Regions from separate parts of the Mus musculus genome. Here regions 1, 3, 4 and 5 are each linked to region 2. A link is a loop called in an ENCODE intact Hi-C map of the cell type or tissue named here. Cell type or tissue: heart. All regions are shown on one strand.

Region 1 (5,000 bases), 130 kb after region 2:
TGCTCCTCTTTCCTCACCAAGACCAGTGGGCTTTTTCCCTGACTGAAAGTATTCAGTGGTCTTTCAAATCTCCCACAAGAAGCGGGGGAGGGTCCTATAGTAGGAACCAATCAGCTTGCCTTTCTTTGTCTGGATTACCCAATCCCCTGTAGTAGCCTGAATCAGCCAACTAAGAGGGAAAGGAAGAACTCACCCCATCCCCAAACATAAAACTTTAGCACTGCCTGACACAACTCTGATTTCCAGGTCTTCTGCATTCTCTCTCTCTCTCTCTCTCTCTCTCTCTCTCTCTCCCTCCCTCCCTCCCTCCCTCCAGGTGCTGAGACCTTGTTTTTACTGCCTTATTTTTTTAAATCAGCACAGAAAAAAAGTCCATTCCAAAAAACTCTTGACAACCAACGTCACTATGATGGCATCAAATCAACAAAGCAGTAGATTAAAAAAAAACAAAAAAAAAACTGATGACAAGCAACAATCTTAGCGCATCATATTTGATGTTACTTTTGGTTTCCCTTCTCCCCCAGAAAAGCTAATTCAATTGACTTGACTCATTTTGAAGGCTTTTCCACTGCTGGCCCTTGAATGTAAAGCCTTAGAGTGTTGGCAGGTCTGCCACTTCTCTCATGTTCATTTCCTCAATAAACATCGTTCGAATACAAAAATATAGAAAAGAAAATGAAAAAATAAACACAACCAGAAAGAACACCCACCCTAATAAAAATAAAATCAGCAGTTTTGAAGCAGACTTTTAGGATACACACAAAGCTAAGTTGGAGACAGGAGTGGCACAAATATAGAAACAAGAGAACCCCAGATAATCTTCCTTACACACACACAGACACACACAGACACACACACACACACACACACACACACACACACACACACACACATGCAAATGAGATTGCCAGATTACAAAATTTACCTCAACGGAGATATGCTGAGGTAAACACACGTTTATTTTTGTAAACAGTGCTCTCTGGTTTGCTTTTCTACAGCAACCAATGTTGAATCATTACCCAGAGGGTTTGGTTTCTAAGCTTTTAAAAATATGAACAACAAGAAGAAAGAAAACCAGAAGTGGCACTTCTCAAAAACGTTAAATGTTAAAAAAGAAGAAGAAGAAGAAGAAGAGGAGGAGGAGGAGGAGGAGGAGGAGGAGGAGGAGGAGGAAGGAGAAGGAGAAGGAGAAGGAGAAGGAGAAGGAGAAGGAGAAGGAGAAGGAGAAGGAGAAGGAGAAGGAGAAGGAGAAGGAGAAGGAGAAGGAGAAGAAGAAGAAGAAGAAGAAGAAGAAGAAGAAGAAGAAGAAGAAGAAGAAGAAGAAGAAGAAGAAAGGAAAGAGAGAGAGTGAGCGAGAGAAACAGAAAGAAAAGAAAAAAGAGGTATTTCAAAGAAAAACGAGCAATCTTTGCTCTGATCCGAACTTAGAGCTTGGAGAAACTGTTCCCTTAACTCTCCTGGAAAGAAAGACTTTTCCTCCAGCATAAATGAGAATCTTTCCAAGCACCGCTGACTCCCCAACCAAGGAAGTTTACAGTTTTCTGAGGCAGGACAGTGATAGTCAGAGGGGCATCCTTACCCACTTAAACTGACTTTATTAATACAAAAATCTTTCAAAATACTGAAGCTGTGGAGGTATGAACAAACCTCCAAACCCCAATCCATATTTTACACACCAGATTTTACACATCCACTCTTTTGCCTTTGAATGAACCCGCTGGAGCAGGAAGGGTGGTTCGCGTCACAGGATGTCGCAGTTCAGTCGACCGCAGCCCCGCTCTAACCCTGGCTGTACCTCGGCGGTGCTTCCACCCACCATCAAGTTTCCGCGGCTTCACAACAGTACACCAACCACCCAAGCTCCCCGTGGGATTTTTCTCCTCGCCTCTAAAAGCCTGCACTTCATCTCCAAAGGCAGAAATGTCCCTGTCCCTCCTACCAGCTGCGGGAGGCGCCGCCCCAGGCCCCGAGAGACAGGGAGCGCGTGTGGACACGCACAAAGGTCCCTCCCGGGGACGCAAGCCCGAGCAAGCAGCGAGAGGGAAACGGGGCGCCGACAGGAGGAGGAGGCGCGCAGGGAGGACAGGGGGTCCCGGCATCAGACCCCTCCGCCGCCCCACACCGCAGACTCGCGAGCTCCGCAATGCCCTTCCCGCGTCCCTTCTCCCGAAGGCGCGGGGAACCGGCGGCCCTACCTCCACTAGCAGCCCGAGCAGCAGCGCCGCCACCCTGCCGAGCCGGCGGCCCATGGCTCCAGCGAGGACCGTCCGAAGCCGGGCTGTACGGCCAGCTCAGGGCCAGTCCGCACCCCGGGACGGGCGGGTGGACTCCGGGGATACGAGCTGAAGCCGGCAGAAGGACGCGCGGCAAGCCGGCGGAGCTCGAGGACGTGCCAGGCCGCCCTCGCCGCGCGCCCCCGATCCACCTCACGGGCGCGCGCTCGTGGGCTCGGAGCCTGCAAAGTCTGTGGAGCGCGCTGCGGGACGCGGAGACAGCGGGGCTGGGTGAGAAGACGGCCTGATGTCTCCTCTCTCGGAAGAGACCATCTTGTCTCACCTTGATAGTTCTGGGAAGGTTTTTATAGGACACCGGGTTTGGGAGCTGGGGGATGGATACGGATGGACCCATCACTGGGTCTTCCTGAAGTTTCTAGCCACGGAGACATTCTCACTGAGGTTCCTGTAGGTAAGGTGGGAGGTCCACTCCGCCCCAGGACAGTTAAAACCACAAGGAAAGGACAGCTGGTTGCAAAAGGTTAGTGTAGGTTTATGCCAACATCTTTCTGCCTGACTCTGCTAGGACCCCACCTTTGGACTCCACAGTGCACCTCACCTTTGAGGTAGGCTCTTTGACCATAGGGAATTGCTGCTAACTATTCTTACTTTCTCTCAGACATTCCCCTCTGGCCCCTCTCCACACACACATAACAATAAGGCTCAGATGACATCTGAATTTACTGAACTTACTGAAGCATTGGTTGAACTTGTATCAGACCTGAGCTGGAGGCCAAATATGTAGAGGTGAACAAGAAAACAGCTAGTTTAAACTATGATGCGTAACGCTGAGTACAGAGATCAGGAAATAGAATCAATCCTTTAGGTTCAGAGAGATCCCTAAACAAGTAGCAACACTTGCCAGGAAAGGCTGAAGATTTGAGCTTCTCCCTGGATATGTAAGATGGAAACAGAATCGTCTCGTTGTATCACATGGGCACATGGCATACATGCATACCTTCAGACAAACACATCACGCACACAAATGAATTAATTTTTTTTTTTTTTAGCAACTAGAGTTCGTTAAATTACAGAACCACCTCCAACAGGATATGGAGGGAAGACAGAAAAACGGATCTCTCACAGGCGAGTCTTAAATACTTTGCCAACTTTCAGTACACATACTTGGTTAAGATAGAGCATACACCATGAAACTATACCTGCTATAACTGGCAAGCAAAGAAGGAAAAAAAAAAAAACTGGCCTCATGATTACCCTCAAATTCCATGTTCCAACACAATAATAGCTTCCTGAAGTTTTATAGTAACAGGATAAAAATAAAAAATCAAGCCCTTTAGTGGAGGCACTAAGTAGATAGGTTATAGTGGAGCAGGGAAATCTCTGCTTTGGCCCTGATGATATTCTTAATTCTGGTCACTAGAAGCAGTTTCTTTGGGGAGTTGTTTCTGTGCACACAGAATTGACTCAAAGCCTGTAAAGGATCGTTGGGCTATGGTAACTTTGTCTTCCTTACAAATCTTTTTTGTAATAATTTTTAAAATTGTTTTAAAGAATTTCGTGCATGAGTATGTATATTTCCTTTTTTCATCTTCCCCTCTCCAATTCCACCTGTGGCCCCTCCTACCCCCTCTCAAATTTATGATCTCATCTTCAATTGTTATTGTCACATTTATACACAACACCTATGTCTAGTGCATTATATTATAGAACGTACTGAATGCATTTAATGTTGCTCATATAAACACATTTAGGGCTGACCACTTGGGACTAGATAACCTAAAAGGGGTTAATTCCTGGAGAAAACTGAACTTATATATGTAAGTTCATGTATATACATATACTTACTCTCTTGATTTTGACTAGTTGTGGATCTCTATAGTGGCTTCCATCTACTGCATAATAAGGAGCTTCTTTTGGCAAGCAGCGTGAACAATGTTCATCTGTGGGTATGGGCATAAGTTTTCAAGAATACAGTTAAAAACCTATATTGATTTAGGAAAATGGCAGTGGTAGGTTCTTCTTTAAGGTTTATGACCTCTGCAGTTCCAGGTAATTGGTTAGGTTTACAGTACAAATAATTCTCACCTATTGATTGAGCAGCCCCCAAGTTCACTTAGACAGCTGATAGTTACCCCAAAGACTTAACTACAGCCATTAGCCATTGGGTATGTCTTGCTGGGCCAGTCATTTTTGTGCTTTGCTGGATTTATCCCTGGGTAAACGTTTTGATTGTTTTTCTCCCTTGTCAATTTACATAACACCTTCTGATGCTATAGCAGCTAATCCTCAGGGAAGAGGCTTCGAGATCAGTTACAGTTAAATTCTTCTAAATTCTGTGTCTACAGCAATAAGATTTTTACCTCCAAGTTCTGAGAGGCAACCAAGGGCAATGCAAGTAGCCATTTATTTATTATTTTGGGAGTCCTTTGGACAATCCTGACCAACAACTCAAAGGGAGGCTTCCCACTTCTGGTTGTCTTCATTAGGGTTTCTATTGCTGTGAAGAGGCACCATGAAAACAGTAACTCTTATAGAGGACAACATTTAACTGAGCTTTAGTCCATTGTCATTGTGGCAGGAAGCATGGTGGTCTCCAGTAAGACATGGTGCTGGAGAAGGAGCCACGAGTTCTATATCTGGATTAGCAGGCAGTAAGAAGAGAGACACTGAGGCCTGACTTGAGCATTTGAAACCTCAAAGCCCATACCCAGTGTGGTGTAGCCTTCCTTCAACAAGACCATATCTACAACAACAAAACCACACCTC
Region 2 (5,000 bases):
TTCCAGGGCAAGAGAAACTGGAGTGTACTTTGAAACACTAAACTTAAAAGGATATAACCAGCTTCCCACTCCGGACTTTACCTACTGAAGGGACCTCCCTGGAGAACGATTCTATTTTGAATAGTAAATGACTCTGTATAGAAAATGTAGTTACATAAACTATTTTCACATGTTCTCTTCCTATCAGACTCTTGAGATAAAACCATCCATTCAAGCAGACATCCTTCCACCACTGCAAACTGGGCTTGGTGGTAAACTGTGAGCATCTTGTTTTATTATTGATGTAACCATGAAATACCAAAGTGCTGAAGGCAAGTTTACAATGTCAGAATTTTCTTAGCACTTAAGCTTACCGTTGACCTTGAAACTAAACAATACTTGAAATCACCAGCTTTCAAATGAATGGGATTTGAAGCAAGCCTCAGCTGATGACTGAAATGCTTCCTCTGACAGTGGTTGTAAGTGAAATCTTCAAAAAACAAGGCTATAACATGCATGAAAAAGCTTCCATAGCCTGCTTCCTGGTCCTAAGCCTGAGAGAAATAAGACAAACAGATCTTGTTATAAATCAAATGGGTTTATATGTAGTTTTCACAGATGTTGCTGCAGATCTCTTATTAATCCACGTGCTGTCCCGGCTATGGTTGTACTAACTACACTTAAAGAGTTTTAGACCTTTCTGGTTCCAAAGGTGGGAGAACACACACATTGCTATGGTGGTTGGCAAAAGCACACTGTAAAGTCAAAGCCTGTCTGTGGTCTGTGCTGGTGCAGCCCTGTGGGACATTCTCCTCCAGAAAAGCAGATCAGAATAGTCCTGCTAAAGAGGGCAGGGGAAGAACAGTCAAGCAGGCCGAGGCAGAATTACTGTTCCACCCCAACTCTCCCTCCCTGTGTTAAAGGTGTACAGAATTAAGAGAACTCAGTAATTATGCTTTTAACAATCAGGGTCTAGGGTTGCTCAGCTTCTTCTTGCTTCTCATTTTGACGTGTGGTCCTTGCTGCCTGTGGTATCATATTAGGGATCCCATCAATGATTGGATATGCTATTCCCAACTCTTCATTAACCAATTCATTTGTCGATGCTTCATATCTAAGGGAGAAAAAGAACAAAACGAATTGTGGAAACTAAAAGCTTAGAAAGGCTTGACGCTCAATAAATGGCACTATGTATCCAATATTTATATTTATACCTCCAGTCCTCCAGTAACTTTAGTCTTAGAAGCATAGGCCAATCCAACCTTTTCTTTTAGAAAAATCATCTTACAATCTGTAATTATTCCCATTAGGGCCAGTGTTTCATATATATATATATATATATATATATATATTTTAGTTTATTCCCAATTTATGACTTAGCTTTTTCATAGCAGTGAATTGCATTGGATTGCAAGCCCCACATTGCTTCCAAGTTAGAGATTCGGTCTACATTAGATGCCACTGCGTACGCAGAAAACCTTGAGACTCAGTGGAAAGACCCTTATCTTGTATTTTGCTTCTGCTTTTCCATGTGTGTTAAAAAATAATGTCTAGTTCTAAGATTAGAACTATTTACCAGAAAGAGTGGGGAATGAAAGCTCCTGAGAGAGAGTGAAAAATTATTTAAGCCCTTAGACCTGTGTCCAAAATAGAGAACTTGCCCCATTGCTCCAGGATGCCAGCTGTTTGCAGATTTGTCTTTCTATAGCCCAATTCCAGGTTTTTGCTGTTTTTGCCTTTATAAGCCCCTTACCCCTTGAGCTCGTGGTCTATTCCTCTACCCCTGTGTGGGATACGAGTTGTCCCTAGTGCGCTGGTCTTTCCCGATTAAACCTCTTGCAGTTTGCATCAAGACCGTTTCTTGTGAGTAATTTGGGGTGTCACCTATCCTGAGTTAGAACATGGGGGAGTCCTCATGTTGTGGGTCTTTCAGGATCTGCTTTGATCCTTTATGGTTCATACACATGACAGGAAACTGGGAATAATAGGCGTTTTAAAAAGATTGAAGCCAAGCCGGTCATGGTGGCACACGCCTTTAAGCCCAGCACTTGGGAGGCAGAGGCAGGCGGATTTCTGAGTTCGAGGCCAGCCTGGTCTACAAAGTGAGTTCCAGGACAGCAGGGCTACACAGAGAATCACTGTCTCGAAAAACAAAACAAAACAACAACAAAAAAATCAAAAAAAAAAAAAAAAAGCAAACAACAACAACAAAAACAAAACAAAAAAAGATTGAAGCCAGAAGTGGTAGTTAACTCCTGTAATCTCCTGCTCTCAGGAGACTGATGCAGGAAAAGTATCACAACTTTGAGGCTAGCCTGGGCTATAAAAAGAGTTCCAGGAAAGACCAAACCAAATAGAGAAACTTGTCTCCCCTTCCCCCATCAAAGAATGGAGAGGCTGGAAAGATCAGTATGTCAATAGTATTTGCCCTGAGTTTTGATCATGTCTGAATGTCTCTCTCCCTGTCTCTGTCTCTCTCTCCACACACACACACACACACACACACACTCAGGCAAGTGCACGTGCGACAAAAAAAAAGGGGGGGGGGAGAAAGGAAAGAATGAAGAAACGAGCCAAAGGAAGAAAAGAAAGAGAGAGAGAGAAAGAGAGAGAGAGAGAGAGAGAGAGAGAGAGAGAGAGAGAGAGAGAGAGAGAGAGAGAGAGGAAGGAAGGTAGGTAGATAGGTCGGTCCGGACGCTGGCCCTGATACTGTGTTTCAAAAGGTAGAGAGAGAGAGAGAGAGAGAGAGGAAGGAAGGTAGGTAGGTAGATAGGTCGGTCGGGACGCTGGCCCTGATACTGTGTTTCAAAAGGTTCTGGAGCCTAGCCAGTCTCAGAAACCAAGTCTTTCTTTAAAGCCTCCAGGAGAGATTGTAAAGAGCAGCCAATGGCGAGCCAGAGAAAAGCTCACGCGGGTCCTGGGCGGGGCTGACCCTAGCATAGGGGTCGGCCGGGCGGATGGCATCCAGGGAGTAAGCTTCTGATCCGCTGGCGGGCCCACAGGCCACCACCCTTCCTCGGGCCAAGGCGGCAGATGAGTCTCACCTAAGCGGCTTCTTGGAGAGCGGACACACCAGGAACTGCAGCAGCGCCGGGTGGAAGGTGTGGGGCTGCTCAGCCCTCTCGCTCTGGTCAGAGCAGAGCCTGGCCCCGGGCACTTGCAGAAACCTCCCGGCGACTGCAGACAGTGCGCGGAGCCTCCGCAGCGCCGGGGCGAGCCTGCGGCACGTGGCGCTCAGCATGGCGGCTCAGAAGATGGACGAAGCAGCGCTCGGAACTTCACTGCTCTCACACCAGAGCCGCGGAGGTCACCCTGGCCCGGCCCCGCCCCCGGCGCCCGGTCCCGCCCCCGGCCCCGCCCCCGGTGCGCTGCTGATTGCTTCGCCAGCACAGCTTGAGTCGGTGGTGTGGTTCCCAGGGCAGACCGACATTCCCCGGGTCAGTGGCTGCACCACCGCTTTTACAAAACTGTAAACTAAAGCAGTACTCATTCAGGTGTCCAACTTTTCAGTAGGGCTAATCACAAAGGTGCCAATTAGTCAGGGACCGGACTCCAGTCACACGGAGCTCGGCTTCAACTTAGTTTTATCTTCAAGGACTCTTCAACACAAGCATATTGTGTTAGAGGCAACAGCAGGTTTAATATTAATCATACAGTAAGTATCACAAGCAAAAATTTAAGAGCCTGAAGAAAATGGCTTTTTTCTCCTTTTCCGTAAGCTGTGAAGGCTTTTACAACTTGAGGGTTGTTAGTTGTGAATACTATGGTAAAGCACATCTAATGCATGCTTGGACCCCTTTGGGGGGCAGGAGGATCCTTTCACAGGGGTCACTGAAGACCACAGGAAAACACAGACGTTTACATATTTACAATTCATAAATATCAAAATTACAGTTATGAAGTAGCAATGAAGATAATATTATGGTTGGGAGTCATTACAGCATCCTGTATTAAAGGGTCACAGCATTAACAAAGTTTGCTTTGAGTCGCAGGCGGGAATGTCTGAAAGTCAAACAGAGGCAGCTGAGATTGAGTTAATGTGTAGGAAAGGCCTCTGGAGTGCTGGCACTTCTGAGGGGCTTTAGCTGTCTGCTGGGAACCCATATGGCTACTGAAATCTTGTCAATGTTCGTCCTTTGAGCTCTTGAAAAGTACACATGTTCTGCCTCAAAGCTTTGCCACTATATGTGACCTATGAGGGAAGGGACAAAAGGGCAGGAACAAGAAAGGCAGGAAGTCACTTAGCTGAACTTCTGGCAAAAGATAACTCTGACCTTACAGATGTCTCCTCTGCATACCTGCTTTCTCCAGCCCAGGCTCCTCCTGTCCCAAGATGTATGCAAAGCTCTCTGATATCCTTGCAAAAACACTGGTCTCTGGAGGTCACCCAGATGATGAGGGAGCGTGGAAGGAAATGGCAAGAATGCTAACATTAAGGCCATGAGTGGGACTCAGCAGAAGGCTTGCCTACCCTGCACTGTCCTAAGTTGTAAAACATCTTTTTAAAACAATAAAACAATTTAGAGCTAATGTCTCTACAGCTGTGAGCTGGGTGTAGGCTGAGAGCCAGTTGGACTAGTTTCTTACTGGGTGAAGCGGAAATGGATCTTCCAGGTCCCTGTGTTTCCTAACTTGTCAATTAAAACAAAAACAAAAAACAAACAAAAACAATTTCTGAGCAGCCCCCAGAAGCAATGAAGGTTAGGCTATTTTAGTTGTGAGTTATAGCATAAATCACTCACTTCTGAGCGTTAAACATGCATTAAGCACTCTGAAGTTAGACTGCTGTAGTTAGAGCACCTGGGATGACTCTCCTTTCTTCATGTTCTCACTTCCCAGGGCTAAGCAGTGATGTGGTGTGGGGGTTGGTGTGGGGTGGTATCTAGTTCCACTCCCTAAATAATTTCATCTCTGTTCCTGATGCCACCTTTCCATCTCAAACTCTCTCCTTTGCCTTCCCAGTCTTTACTACGGCCAAGGGAAGTTGGAGGACACTGTTACGATAGTGGCCAAGAGTGTCT
Region 3 (5,000 bases), 150 kb before region 2:
ATGCTAGGTGCAGGCCTGGTGGTTAACTTGAGTTCAACCTTAGGTCAGGTTCTCTAAAGATAACGCCTAAACCAAAGATGGAGTTGGTCTGGTTTCTCAACCACCACCACCGCTACCACCACACCTTTCTATCACTTCTCCTGATAATGTTTTCTGGGAATAAGAAACAGACATTTCATAAAGTCTACTTTCATTTTCCTTATTAACCTACGTCCTTTTAACTGCTTCATACCTGCCTCTCAGAGACTGACCTGCTTCTGCCAGAAGGGAAATGAACACTCTAGCTGCTTCCTTTGTTCACAGGGGATGAGGGGGTGGTGCAGGGAGCTGGTCCATGAAAGAGAAGATGTTTTTAAGGCAGGCTCCTAGGGCCTATCTAGAGTGCTGTGGTAAAATTCTGGGAGGCAGTATGTCCAAAGCTCCATCTTCAGGATCATTTGTACAAGCAAAGAAGCTGAAGGAGTGGAGAGAAGAATGCTAGAGGACACTGCAGTATACCCCAGAGTAGAATGACCATTCTCAGAAAAGTCTCACATGGGAGCAATCCTTTTGAGGTTGGCCTGGATAGCAATGGGTCCAGGGTGTTGCAAGATATTTGATCACATTGTGAACCCTGAGTTTGTGTTACTTACTGGAAAAACCTGTTTCTAGTTGTGTTGTAGCTCAGCCCTAACACACACCTTTAATCCAAGAGATTTCTCTTTATTGTAAATAGTGTTAAATAAAGTCAACCATAGGTCAAGAGTCAAAGCTAGCAACCAGTTGACAAGGAGTGAACACAGGAGAAAACCATAGAGAGAAAGAGGAAGTCGGGAGGACAGATAGGGAGATGCACAGGAAGTAGAAGGCAGGAACATATAGTTTGAAGGTTTTTGTTTCATTTTGTCTTTTTTGTTTTTGTTTTTGTTTTTCACACAATGTGGGGAAGAAGAGCTTCCTTTTTGGGATGTTGGCTATGGAGGAAGGTCAGCTACATGCTTTCTCTGCCTCTCTGAGCTAGCAGGTTTCCACACCAGCATCTGGCTACTAAGTCTTCATTGAAAAATCAAATAATTGAGATTTTATTTGAAAAAAAAAAAATCAACCCCAGGGTCCACTTTCAGGCACATTGACAGCTGTTGAAGTGGAGAGACTCAGTATGAGGCACTCCCAGATCCTTTCTAGACAGGGAGGAAGACAAAATGTAACTATCATTTGATTTTTACATTGAAACAATAGTGGGTCTATTGATCTTGGTGGCAGCTAAGCTCTGCAATGTTCAATTGATCTACGGTCATGATGTCTTACTATTACACAGTCAGAGCTATTCTTACCAAGGAGAAAATCATTAATGAGAGACGGCTAAGTAAGATCTCCTACAGTATTAAGTCTAATGTCCAGATAGTGTGAACCATTAAAGAGAAGCAGCAGTCACTTTATTCTTTAGTTATACTTTCCTCTGAGGTACTTAAGGCCACAGTGGTAGCTGAAATTAATCACTTTTATTTAATTTCACTTTTTTTCTTTTTTTGCTGTCATGACTTTTGCAGATTTTGTTCTCAGGGGTTACTGAGAGGAACCTCTGTCTCTTCTCACCTTCCCTTTACCAGGTTCCTGTGTGCGAGGGTAATTCAAAGATCTTAAACCAAAGCTGCTTCACTTGAAATCATGGAAGTTTTCCTCTGTGTTGACGCTCCTCTTTGTAGACTGGATACTGGTCAGAACTTACCAGGTGGTGTCTCCATGGATTCCCTAAACAAGAGAAAAGATGAGTCCTCACAGTAATCATGTTTTTAGAGATGCCTCACGGGCCCTGGCACCCACTTTACCTTGGACAGTGAGAGGGAAATATTTTCTCTTGTAATCCCTCTGAGTATATTAACATAGCCTCTAAGTATGGATATGGAGGACACAATTTGGTAAAACTTTTACTCTTAACTACTGTGTAATATTTAGATAAAACTTAAGCGAAAACAAAGCATTTAAGTTTTGGTCAAACATTTTTGTTCTTTAGTCGGGCCTTATAGATATTATGAAGAGTAGAACAAGAACTCTATTGATTTAAGCAGTGGTTTCACATCAGGGTACTGGACTTTTACCTTTCACACACCTAATATAACTTTCTGATACTCTTATTACTTGCTTTATAGCTTTCTTGTTCACCTTAGAAAAATATCCAAAATGGATGTATCTGGAGGATATCATCCTTAGTGAGGTAACCCAATCACAAAAGAACACACATGATAAGCACTCAATGATAAGTGGATATTAACCCAGAAACTTAGAATACCCAAGATACAATTTGCAAAACACATGAAACTCAAGAAGAAGGAAGACAAAAGTGTGGATACTTCATTTCTTCTTAGAATGGGGAACAAAATACCCATGGAAGGAGTTACAGAGACAAAGTTCAGAGCAGAGCCTGGCAGAATGACTATTCAGAGACTGCCCCACTTGGAGAACCACCCCATAAACAACCACCAAACCCAGACACTAGGCAGATGCCAATAAGAGCCTGCTGACAGGAGCCTGATATAGCTGTCCCCTGCAAGGCTCTGCCAGTGCCTGACAAATACAGAAGTGGATGCTCACAGTCATCCATTGGATGGAGCACAAGGTCCCCAATGAAGGAGCCAGAGAAATACCCAAGGAGCTGAAGGGGACTGAAGCCATAGAAGGACCATCAATATAAACTAACCAGTACCCCCTAGAGCTCCTTGGAACTATACCACCAATCAAAGAAAACACATGGTGGTACTTGTGGCTCTAGCTATATATGTAGCAGAGGATGACCTAGTCGGTCATCAATGGGAGGAGAAGCCCTTGGTCCTGTGAAGGCTCTATGCCCCAGTATAGGGGAATGCCAGGACCAGGAATAGGAGTGGGTGAGTTGGTGAGCAGGGGGAGGGGGAGGGAATAGGGGATTTTCGAAGGGGAAAATAGAAAAGGGAATAACATTTGAAATGTAAATAAAGAAAATACCTAATAAAAAGTTTAAAAAATCTTTACAGTCAAAAAAAGAAAGAAAGAAAAATATCCGACAATCTTATGAAACACAATAACACTAATTCCATCTTAATAAAAGAAAGTTGAATCCAACTGAATACATATAAATTAATATTATCTGTGTACACAGTTAAACTGTAACTCTATGAAACTGAATCTAGTGATGTTCACTGAACAGGAGACTCACCATTGAGTCCACAACTGGCTGGACTCAAAGCATTTGTCCTTTTTATAAACATATCTAGTTGCCCAGATGAATCTTATCTTTGCTCCATGCATTGGAAACAAGACTTTACAAGCTTGCCTTTAGACTCTAAACTGTATAAATTCATGAGTGAGTGGCAGTGAGCACTCATGATCAAGCAGGATCACAGTATCTGTTACCAAGTGATATATGCCAAAGCAGTGCTCTTAAGATATAACTAAAACAGAGCCAAGTTCCCTCCTGTGTAATCTTCATAAACAGTATTCAAAAAATGCTTTTTTGTCAGGGCAATGAAGTGAAGGAACGAATAATTATTTCTATGTAAACACATAACAATAGAAAAGTACAAATAATATTAGGAAAAACTGTTGTTTTGAAATCTGGAGTGCTAGAAGCCTATGGGTTTTTAACTTGTTGGAAATAACAACTAGCTTTGTAAACTCACTAGTCTATTCTGGGTCTCGTGCAAATGACCCTTTGGAATCTGAAGGTAACAGTGTAAGAGATGACGAAAGGCATGTTTGTGGCTGGTTGTCAAGCAACCAAAGGCAGAAGTTACTGGCATGTACTCCTTTATTTTGTACATGGAGTGGGTGTAGGTGCTTAACTGTGTTTCTATTGGTTGCATTCTCTTCCAATAGCAGAAAAGAAAAGTGTTATTTTCCCAGCTAATTAGCATACTCTGGGAAAGAAACCAACTATGTTTCATTCTCTGCTAGTGTCAAATATAGACATAAAAAACCAAGGTTTTTAAGGAATCTGGGTTCAAAAGGATGACAGGAAAAGAAGTTTTTAAAAGTTTAAATAAACGAATGGCACCAAATGTTGTATATGTTCTACTATGAGAAGTATGCAAGTTCCCTCCCTCCCTCCCTCCCTCCCTCCCTCCTTCCCTCCCTCCCTCCCTCCCTCCCTCCCTCCCTCCCTCTGTGTTTGGAATAGCCTAGTCTGTTCTTAAAATTCAGATCTTGCCTCAAGTCCCTATTTCTGTACACCTCCTGGAATTACAGGTGTATGCCATAAAGGTGTCAAGAGCTCATCTATTTCCTGAAGATGCCTTAATGTAAAGGAAATTAGGATCCTCAGACATACTTCTATGGTGAAATTAGACAACACTTTGCTGAATCCAAATGACAATAGCATAGCTGTTCCCTAAATCTGCCTACCTTGAAGTAAGCAATACAGGAAGATATAGGAAGCCATAACCTGGCAGGAAGGCAGAGTTCTATGACAGTAGAAGGAAGGAGGTAAAATGGTTATCAGTTTGCCATCATTGGGAACTTATCCTGAAATGTGTTTCAGTGTAAGTAGCAAAAAAAAAAAAGACAAAACTATTCCTTTTCTGAGTTGGCAATGAGTGATATAACTCCTCTTTTTCTGTCATTTCTTTCTGTGGTTTCTCCCTCTGTCACCAACAATTAATCCTGGACTCACTGACATATTTTTCATCTCACAACATTGCCTTACAAAACTTCACCAAGTCTCCTTTGCCATTTACTAAGGCTAGTATTGCTGCGAGGACCAAGAGACTCCATTGTCCACTTCCCCTTAAACAAGAAGACAGAAATCCACAGAGAAAGTGGGGCTTGTGTGTGTGCTGCTGCAGATCTAACCTGGGGTCTTGTGCATGTGTCTGCTGAGTCACATAACCCCCTAAAGGAAGAAGCAGATTTGTATTCAAGTCCTCTCCCGAGGAAAGTCAGGAAGTTTTGAAATGTCTACTCCACTTTTCCAAACTTTCCATGGGCAGATCCTGGCCCTCACCAATCTTTGGTCCCACTACTTCTCCAAATAGATCCTTCCTCTATTC
Region 4 (5,000 bases), 980 kb before region 2:
GGGAAGTCCAATAATCTAGTAGTTTCTCAGTCCAAAGAGGCTAGGTGTTTCAGGTCTTCTATATAGGCTGGAATCCTGAAGAAGCAGGTTCCAATAGATGTGTTGACATTTAAGGGCAAGCAAGTGGAGAAGAAGGAAGCCTTCCTTCTTCCATTGTCCTTATGCAAGCCTCCAGCAGAAAGTATAGCTCAGATTAAAGTGTGTACCACCACACCCGGATTTGGAACTTGTTCTGTCCCAGGTTGGCCTTGAACTCAGAGATCTGCTTGCCCCAATCTGTTGGGTTTTCAGGTGTGTACTACCTTGCCTGGGCCTAAGCTTTTCATAGCCACCATGCCTTAAGATCTGGATCAAAAGTGTATGTCATCCCATGTCAAGATCCAGGTCAGAAGCCTATGTCTTCCAGCCTCAAAAACTCGATCACAGATGTGCCTATCATTTCTGGATTGTAGTTCATTCCAGATGTAGCCAGGAATAGCCATCACACTCTCCAATGTGAAAAGTTTGTCTTTTCTTACAGTTTTAATAACCATATGCCTTCTTTATCTCCTCTCCCCGTCTCAGGTCCTTCATTAGTTTATCCAGATGTACTCAGTTTAAACACTGCCTATTCTGTACTGGTTGATCTTTTCCAGCCACATCCTAAATCAGCATGAGTTAGGACCTCAGCTAAAATGGAAAAGCCAACAACCACCATTACCACCACCACCTGGCCATCCTGAACAGGTGTGCTTGTTCCTGCGGTTTTTTTGGACTATGACCCTTATCATCATCATCATCATCATCATCATCATCATCATCATCATCATCATTTATTGTCCTTGTTGTTGTCGTCATTTTTCGAGACAGGGATTCTGTGTAGCCCTGGCTGTCCTGGAACTTGCTCTGTAGGCTAGGCTGGCCTCAAACTCAGACATCTGCCTGCCTCTGGAGTACTTAGGTTAAAGGTGTGTACTTCCAAGCCTCGACTAATTTTAAAGTTATAAAGCTTTACGGGGTCATTTTACTTTGTGAACACATTTCTCTCTCTCTCTCGATTTATTTTATTTATATGAGTCCTCTGTAGCTGTCTTCAGACACACCAGAAGAGAGCATCAGATCCCATTACAGATGATCCATTACATACCATGTGGTTGGCTGGTGGGAATTTAACTCAGGACCTCTGGAAGAGCAGTCGGTATTCTTAACCGCTGAGCCATCTCTCCAGCCCTGTGAGCACATTTCTAACACTATGTAACCCACAGTTGGCTTGAAATTTGCAAACCTCTTACTTCAGCCCCTCAAGTTGTGGCATTACACACTTGCATAAAAGAAACTGTACGTATAAAAATTAAATGAAAAAAAAATCTAGCCGGGCGTGGTGGCGCACGCCTTTAATCCCAGCACTCGGGAGGCAGAGGCAGGCGGATTTCTGAGTTCGAGGCTAGCCTGGTCTACAGAGTGAGTTCCAGGACAGCCAGGGCTACAAGAGAAACCCTGTCTCAAAAAACCAAAAAAAAAAAAAAAAAAAAAAAAAAATTCTAGAGTGAAAGTAAAAAAAATTTTGAGTAAGCAAGAAACTTAACTTCAACGTTGAATACATGAGATACCAAACCTCATGAATATGTCTTCTTGCTAAACATTTAAAAATCAAGACTGAGAGATCCCACGGAAGATTTAAAGAGTGAAGAGGAAATACGTTTATAAATAAGTAAAACTGGTAAAAAGGAGGAGTAACGATATTTCATGAAGGAAAAATAGATTTTAGAAGGAAGTGATTTGACAAAGATCGTAGGGAGAAAGGAGCAGGTTTAAGAGTCAGCCAAATCAACCCCCTGTGCACACCACTTCACCACTGCACAGGGTCTGTGTCTGTCTGCCCTACCTTGCCCTGCCCCGCCCCGTCCAGCTCCGCCCCGCCCCACCGGTCGTGTAGGCCGCGCCTTCAGCTGGGGGTCCTCTTCCTTCAGGCCAGCTCTCGAGCAGGCCCCGCCTCTCCTGTTATACAGCCCCTCCCCTCTCCGCCTCCTTTTCCTTTAGACCCGCCCCCTGATCAGGCTCCGCCCATGCCGCCTCAGACCCAGCCGGGACAGGGGCCTCAGGGTACCGCCCCGCGCTGCCGGAGGCGGCTGTAGCGTCAGGTGACAGCCCGGAAGCTGCGGAAGCGGATGAAGCAGAGAGGTGGAGGCCCGGTGGGGCTCCGCGGAGGTGAGGGAGCTGGTCGGCGGCCCCGGAGCTCGTGGCGCAGCGCGTATGCGGCGCTCAGGCTGACATCCGAAGGCTGCCGCTCTGGGTCGTGCGGCCGGGCCTCGGCGTTTGGAGTCGCGGCGGGGGCCTCCGGCGAGCGTCCATGGAGAAGTCTGGGCGTGAGAGTGACGGCGCCCCCTGCGGGCCTGTCCTGCACATCGTGGTGGTCGGCTTTCACCACAAGAAGGGCTGCCAGGTGAGGACCGGCCCGCGCCTTCTCGGCGCCCCGCGGCCTTCCTCGCGGTGTGCCTCCGGGGACTGCGCGACGAGCCGCGGGGGTTCGGGTTTAGCGGAAGAATGACGGGCGAGCCTTGTGTTCCCTGTCAGTCTCCACCAACCTGCTGGGTGTCTACCCATAAAGGAGCTCTTGAGGAAAACTCGGTGTTTGGACGCCGGCACGTTACGAGCTGTGGGTTTCCACACGAATGCTCAAGTAGACTGACGCACTTGTAAGCTCCGCTCGGCTTCCTTTGTTTATCTCTTGCGAGCCTTGGAATCTGTAGTTTGGGGTTAGCGACCGGCCCCGCCCCCTTCTCTTTGTGCCATTTCAGATTTGATCCGGCCCAGAGCTATTCTTTTGGTTAGGTTAGCCCTCCAAATCGCTTGCAGTAAGTAAAAATGTAATTTGTCAAACAGATAGTGCAAATGGAGCCAGCTTCTTAAATGACTCTTCACCCTACCGTCTGAACCGAGCGTTTGCTTTGTGTTGAAGGCAAAGGAGCAAAATAGAATAGGTTTGTTTAGCCTAAACAAACACTGGAAGCCAATGATGTCATAATGTGCTAGTGAATATATATATTGAATACTTAAGGTGTTGAAAAAAACGGATTGCTTCTAGCAGAAAACGAAGCACTTGGTTTCTTTTCTTTCACAGAGAATGTAACATTAGATTTATTTACAGAAGTTCAGTTAGTTAGAAGATAACAAAAGTAGTGAAGGGAGTGGAGAAGTGATAGCTGCGAGTGTGTGTGTCAGTGTACAGGTGTGTGTCGACTGTTACCTTCAATCTAGGTGTGGTGGCACATGGCATACATCCAGCAAATGGGAGGCTTGGGGCAAGAGAATTATCTTAAATTAGACAGGGTACTTAGACCCTGCCTCAAAAAAATAGACTATTATTTTAAGATGTTATATTCGCTTATCCTCAGAAAGATATGGAATAACACTAAAGAGAGAGTAACACTATTGTGTATGATATTAAGAAGTTTTTTTAGTACTTCCTGATTACAGCCTTTGAACTAACTAGTTGCTTTATAAGCTAGGAGTAAAGTAACAAAATGACAAAAATCATACTAAAAAAAAAAAAAGATTGCTGAGATTATACTGTTATGAAAAACAGCCCCGGAGTCAGTCAGAAGTTGTAACTTTGCATCCTGTGCCATGGGTGTTCTTGTGTGTGGTAGTATAGTCATCGTGGAAGCTTGATTCAGAACTACACTGAATGGAGGGAGCTCTGGGAAGGAAACTGGAAAACATCAGAGTTGATAGGAGATAGGGTAGTCTTCGGATTCTTGCTGTCATTTGAAAGTCAAGATTATTATGTTTCTGCCTCTCTTACTGGTTTTATTAATAGTATAGCTTTCAATAAGGGAAACAGTATATAGTGTTGCATAAAGATTAGAGAACAGAGACTGTTTAAAAACAAAGATACAAGAGCAGCCTGCATGCTATCTCATTTTTTTGCCTTTGCCTTTTGGTTTCAGCATGCAGGTACAAGTGTCTGCTTTTGTAAACTAAGTTCTGTGCCAGAAGCAGGAGGCCTGTATTAGGTTACTCTTAAGACCAGCAAATCCAAAGCTTCCTAATTTGCCCTTCTTAATTTCTTTTGTCAGATAATGTATAATTACAGTGAAGCAAACAAGTCCTAGTTGAGTTTTTCCCCAATTGATGCCTAAAGTAGCTTGATTAATCATTGATCTTTTTAAAATTATACCTACTTAGGGTATTGAAGTAACAAAGCACTAAGAACCTAATCCTAGGCTGGGGAATGTAGGTAGCTCAGTGGTAGAGTGCTTGCCTAATAAGTACAGAAGGTAGATCTTTGAGTTCAAGGCCAGCCTGGTCCACAGACTGAGTTCTAGGACAATAAGGGGTATACAATAGAGAGATCCTATCTTTTTTTTTTTTTTTTTTTTTTTTTGGTTTTGGTTTCTCGAGACAGGGTTTCTCTGTATTGCCCTGGCTGTCCTGGAACTCACTTTGTAGACCAGGCTGACCTCGAACTCAGAAATCCGCCTGCCCCTGCCTCCCGAGTGCTGGGACTAAAGGCGTGCGCCACCACGCCCAGCAGAAAGATCCTATCTTAAAACAAAGATTTATCTGCTGTCATGCTCTGCTCATTTTTTTTGGTCATGCATGAATACTTAGTTACATATTTTTACACCTCTTCCAATCCCTCTTGTGTCCCTCCCTCTCCTCAAATTTTTCATTTCATCTTTGTTACACACATGCAAGCATGTGTGCATACACACATATACATTTAACCTACTGAGTATTTAGTGTTGCTAATATTTAATGTTGCTGGTGTGTATGTGTTTAGGGTTGACTACTTGGAATAGATAACCTATCAGAGACTTGTCCCTGGAGAAGGCTGAGTCTCTATATCTCAGCTCAATGAGTTGCCTAGAGCTCTTCATCTAGGTTTGGGGCCCTTGTGAGATTTCCCCTATCTGCTTTGCCATAGCTACTGACTTCATTGTGTAGGTCTTGTTTAGAAAACCATATTGCTGAGAGTTCATGTGTACAGCTTTCCTGTTATATCTAGAAAATATTAT
Region 5 (5,000 bases), 110 kb before region 2:
TATAATTAATCCACCATATAAACAAAGAGAAAAGTTACAAGATCATCTCACTAGATGAACAAAAGGCCTTTGACAAAATCGAACACCCTTTCATCATAAAAGTGCTGGAGAGATTAGGGCTACAAGGAACATACCTCAATATAATAAAAGCAGTTTAAAGCTAGCCTATAGTGAATGTCACACTAAATGAAGAAAAACTCAACACAATTCCACTAAAATCAGGAACAAGTCAAGGTTGCATACTTTCTTCATATGTATTCAATATAGCATTTGAAGTCTTAGCTAGAACAATAAGACAACTAAAGAGATCAAAGGTATACAAGTTGGAAAGAAGTCAAAATATTTCTATTTGCAGATGATATATAAGTGACCCTAAAAATTCTACCATAGAATTTCTACAACTGATAATTTCAACAAAGTAGCTGGATACAAAATTAACTCATAAAAACATCAGTAACCCCCCTATATACAAATGACAAACAGAGAAAGAAATTCAGGAAATAGTATCCATCACAATAGCCTCAAATAATATAAAGTATTTTGGGGTAAGACTAACCAAACAAGTGGAAGACTTGTATGAGAGAACTTCAAGTCTTTGAAGAAGGAAATTGAAGAAGACATCAGACAATGGATGTCTTCATGCTCATGGATCAGTAGAATTGACATAGTAAAAATGGCCATCCTACCAAAGGCAATCTACAGATTCGATGCAATCTCTATTAAAATTCCAGCACAATTCTTCAAAGAGCTTGAAAGGACAATTTTCTACTTCATATTGAAACACAGACACACACACAATCGATGCTAGCGAAAACAATCCTGCACAATTGAAGAACTTTTGGGGCTCTCAAGTTATACTACAAAGCTATAGCAAGACAAGTAGTATACCATTGGCATAAAAGCAGGCATGTTGATTAATAGAATAGAACTGAACACCCAGAAATAAGTCCACATACTTATAGACATGTGATTTTTGAGAAAGAAGCTAGAAATACAAACTAGAAAATAGAATCTTCAAAAAATGGTGCTGATCAAACTGAATGGCTGCATGTTAAAGAATACTATGAGGAATTTCTTTTCTGATTTTGTTGTCTACTTGGTATTCTGTATATTCGTGTATCTTTTTAACCCAGAGAGGTTAGGCATAGAGGAAGGGACTAGGAAGACACATGGATTTTTTTCTGGGATGGAGAAATAGAAATGGATTTTACTGGTAGAGGAGAGGAAGGCATGAGAATGGGAGGTTCTGGTGGGAAAGAAGAGAGGAAATGGAATTTAGAGAGGCAATGAGAGGAGGAACAGCTAGTATTGAAACTCATTTGAAGAATATGGAAACCTGATGTAGTGGAAACTTCCTAAAATAATGAAGGTGGTCCTATTGAAGTCTCTAAATAATGAGGGAGATGGAACCCCAACTGGCCATGTCTGTCCCAGTGGAAAATTTCAGTCTGGGATTAAGTTTTATCCAGTTGAGTTATTGGTTGAAAGGGTCGCTATGAAATCCTCAAATACTTCAGGCTGTTGCCAAGAAAATAGGTGTCTCTCAACAAACCAACAGCAAGTTTTCATTGCTGAAGTCAATACTCACACAATGCACTGAATGTGGAGTCCCATGTTCTAATGTCTATGACAGGCAAAGGGACTCTGCAGGTTGCTAAAAGAGAAAAGTAAACCAATCCAACCATAAAACCCTTGATCTACAATTTGTCCTGCTTGGAAAATATGCTAGGGCAATGGTGGCACAAACCACGTGGAGTAACCAACTGATTTCAGATTTGACTTAAGGCCTACACCATGAGATGGAAGGAACCCATACCTGACACTGCTCAGGTGACCAAGAACCAGAACCTAGGACAAAACCAAATACTACTGGTCTAAGAAAAACAAAAGGGTAACAATAAAATGACTCAATAATAGTCTGCTAGGCTCATATGGCAGTGCCTTATTCAGCCATCATTAGAGAGGCTTCAACCTGCAGCAGATGGGAATAAACACAGTGACCCACAACCCTTTCAGTGCTGTGTTTGTTTTCAAAGGTGGGGAGGGAGGGAGGGAGAAAGGGAGGGAGGGAGGGAGGGAGGGAGGGAGGGAGAGAGAGAGAGAGAGAGAGAGAGAGAGAGAGAGAGAGAGAGAGAGAGAGAGAGAGAGAGAGAGAGAGCCAGAGAGAGCCAGAGTCACCTTGGAACACACAGCTCTAAAGATGTCTCCCTTAAATTCCTTCAGAGCTCAGCAAACCTGCAAAAGAGTGTTCACTTTTTTTCTGTTGGCTTGTGTAGCTTTGATGTGAAGGTTTTCATTTCTTTACATATCTGGCCCCTGCCCTTACTCTGCAGTTGGATTCAGTTGGACAGCAGCTTCTCCATTGCAGCTCAGTTAGGGTTCATTATTAATTACATCCTTACAGGCTTCCCAGCTTTGGCTTTCTAGGCCTCTTTGAAATTCTCAAAAAAGTTCTGTAACCCCCTGAACATACTCCATAATCTATTTATTATACATATAGGTTTACCATGTGGTGCTTAATGTGTGATCTGAAAATTAATAATCAAGACTGGAATAAAAGAACCCCAGCTAGAATTGCCAAGGAAAGCAGATTCCCTGGGAACTGGTTGCCACTGAAATTGCTACAACTTGTGGATATTGTCACTTAATAAATATTTCACAGACCTAGAAATTTGTCCAGAGCATCAGGACTCACAAGTGGCTTACTCATGATGGAGATACTTTCTTCTTCCCTGTCTTCTCAGATACTCAGTACTGAAAATTCAAGCAGCCAGGTTTCAAAATGACCCTAGAAATGCCTGTGAGAAAGATGTTAGTGGTGTGGGACAAGCAGGCACTTACTGGAAAGAACTATGACGTAAGGGACTGGGCAGTGCCCTTGGGAGGAGTTAGGGAAGCTAGGTCACTTGCTTTTGGGAGCCCATCTGACATACCAGAGCCGCGGGTGGCTGTGCACCGCAGGGATGTATTTCAGCTGGGCTGCAGGAAGCCGGAAGCCTCGGCGCCTGAAGGCGGGAACCAGCGGCATTGAACTCTTGCAGGCAGCCAGCGGGGAACACCACTCGCTCCTACTGTTCAGCAACCACAGGGTGTATTCCTGCGGGGACAACAGCTGGGGACAGCTGGGCCAGAGGAGAGACCAGAGTACCGAAAGGCCAGGTGACTTCCAAGCTCCTGAGCAGGTGCTCAGGACAGTATGTGGGGGCCTCGGGTCCAGGGGACCAGGGGACCAGGGGACCAGGGATACCGGGTGGCTGGACCAGGGATATCAGAAGCTGGAACCCTGTTTTAAGCAGCTTGCATCAACTGGTCAACTCCTAGAGCTCTGGAGTTTGTATTTGTTTCGGTTTCCAATTCCTCTTCATTGAGAAACTGAAAGCAAAAAAGCAAGCTTTCCTCTGGATAGAAAGAAAGTCCCTCCTCCTTACCAAGCTAAGCCTGAGAGAACTTTCTGGAGGGGGTGGGGTGGGGGGAATCTGATTTCCAAACCGAAAAGCTTAGCAATAACTTGGGGCATCTTCTCTCCTAAGGTTTTGTTTTTGTTTTTTGTTTTTTTAAAAAAGTATAATAGCATTTTTCGGCATTAAAGCTGATGTAGGAAAGTACTAAAGAAGCCACCTGTAGGGTCTTGAGAGATGGCTCGGTGGTTAAGAGTTCAGCTCCTGACACTTATGCGGCAGTTTACAACTACCTATAATTACAGTTCCAGAGGATCCTATGCCTCTATGGGTACCAGCACACACATATATGCACACAGTGATGCGCAAGCGCAAGCGCGCGCGCGCACACACACACACACACACACACACACACACACACACACGTAAAAATAATAAAATATTTAAAATTTAAAAAGTCACCTATAATTACACCAAAAGCAACTCTAAGACCATTGCAGCTCCTCGTTTTATCTTCTGCTTATGTATTTAATTTTTATAGGAATTTTGTCATTATGAGTTATTGTAATTGTATCTAAACAAGAAGTTGTGGTTTTACCAAAACATTAATCCACTAGGGGATTTTATATATGATATTGATTCACTTCTAAGTAACTTCAAACTAACTAAAGTTCTAGTTTGTTTTTCTGGTTTTAATTATCTATTTTTGCCACTTTATATGCTAAGCAAGCACTCTACCACTGGACTATTTTACATTCCCATTGACTATATTTGATTATGTGTGTAGAATAATTTGAAGAACTGTGTAGAACACGAAAACTATTCCTCTGTCCCTTTGGATTCAGTTTCTGGAAGCTACAAATTTAACTTGAAAAAAATGAATAGGCAAAAAACAGCATGGGATTTTATTAGTCTTTTACCTAGAGAGTAATTTTTGTGTATATAGGAATTCACAGAAAGTAAAAGAGGTGCTTAGATCCAGGAACTTGTGTACTTAACAAAAGAAAAGAGGTTGGATAATAAATTGTGGGGAACCATCTAAGAAATAATGATAAAGCCCTTGCCAGACACGAATGGGCACCTTTCAGTTTCGTTTCCGTGGGCTGTGAATCTTATTTTGAGCTAGGTTTCAGTTTGCTCAGATAGGAACTCAAGGTGCTCCGACTTTGCCTGCCAAGTTGTGTCCAGGTAGTCCATAAAAACTGCTGTCTTTCCACACATGTATAAACATATTGGGTTTACTTCTTCATGATGTTTAGTAAGAACTTTAGAATTGATTTAACCAACACTGAGGGACACAAAGAATCTGGGTAACTCCCCTCCTCCCTTTTCAGAGGCAATTCCTGTCTTAAACTCCAGACATTTATAATCTTATGGAAGGTTTTTCATTTTCTTTTCTCTTTCTTTTTCTTTTTCCTTTCTTTTTTTCTTTCTTTCTTTCTTTCTTTCTTTCTTTCTTTCTTTCTTTCTTTCTTTCTTTTTCTCTCTCTCCCTTTCTTTCTTTCTTTTTCTCTCTCTCCCTTTCTTTCTTTCTTTCTTTCTTTCTTTCTTTCTTTCTTTCTTTCTTTCTTTCTTTCTTTCTTTCTTCTTTCCTTCCTTCCT

The links. Peaks named below come from ENCODE experiments on the same cell type or tissue, not always from the same donor. Only the 100,000 strongest peaks of a DNase experiment are listed, where the experiment ranks them.
Region 1: it touches region 2 in a loop (4-fold over the local background); 12 of 42 quality-filtered maps call a loop at or near these places.
Region 3: it touches region 2 in a loop (6-fold over the local background); 14 of 42 quality-filtered maps call a loop at or near these places.
Region 4: a loop joins it to region 2, with 4 times the contacts of the local background. A loop is called at or near these places in 5 of 42 quality-filtered maps.
Region 5: it touches region 2 in a loop (6-fold over the local background); 6 of 42 quality-filtered maps call a loop at or near these places.

Annotation. Positions count from the first base shown.
Region 1 is chr6:57,822,732-57,827,731 of GRCm38, forward strand. It overlaps Vopp1 (vesicular, overexpressed in cancer, prosurvival protein 1), which reads right to left and starts at 2,394. Exons shown (of 5, transcript NM_146168.1): 1 at 2,196-2,394. The coding sequence starts at 2,249. In heart, a CTCF peak has its summit at 2,205; DNase peaks (open chromatin) are centred at 1,910 and 2,320; H3K4me3 peaks cover 2,217 bases; H3K27ac peaks cover 2,781 bases.
Region 2 is chr6:57,688,786-57,693,785 of GRCm38, forward strand. It overlaps Pyurf (Pigy upstream reading frame), which reads right to left and starts at 3,293. Exons shown (of 2, transcript NM_025574.3): 1 at 3,024-3,293; 2 at 1-1,093. The coding sequence starts at 3,220. The coding sequence ends at 952. In heart, a CTCF peak has its summit at 3,059; DNase peaks (open chromatin) are centred at 2,906 and 3,286; H3K4me3 peaks cover 1,649 bases; H3K27ac peaks cover 1,471 bases.
Region 3 is chr6:57,541,314-57,546,313 of GRCm38, forward strand. No RefSeq gene overlaps it. Among named protein-coding and RNA genes, the nearest start is that of Ppm1k, 8.3 kb to the left of the region's middle. In heart, no CTCF peak of the experiment used is centred here; DNase peaks (open chromatin) are centred at 2,508 and 3,728; H3K27ac peaks cover 273 bases.
Region 4 is chr6:56,712,793-56,717,792 of GRCm38, forward strand. Avl9 (AVL9 cell migration associated) reads left to right here and starts at 2,113. Exons shown (of 16, transcript NM_030235.1): 1 at 2,113-2,422. The coding sequence starts at 2,330. In heart, a CTCF peak has its summit at 2,365 (motif pointing left); a DNase peak (open chromatin) is centred at 2,009; H3K4me3 peaks cover 2,187 bases; H3K27ac peaks cover 1,444 bases.
Region 5 is chr6:57,578,074-57,583,073 of GRCm38, forward strand. Herc6 (hect domain and RLD 6) reads left to right here and starts at 2,919. Exons shown (of 23, transcript NM_025992.2): 1 at 2,919-3,159. The coding sequence starts at 2,964. In heart, no CTCF peak of the experiment used is centred here; a DNase peak (open chromatin) is centred at 2,978; H3K4me3 peaks cover 1,175 bases; H3K27ac peaks cover 790 bases.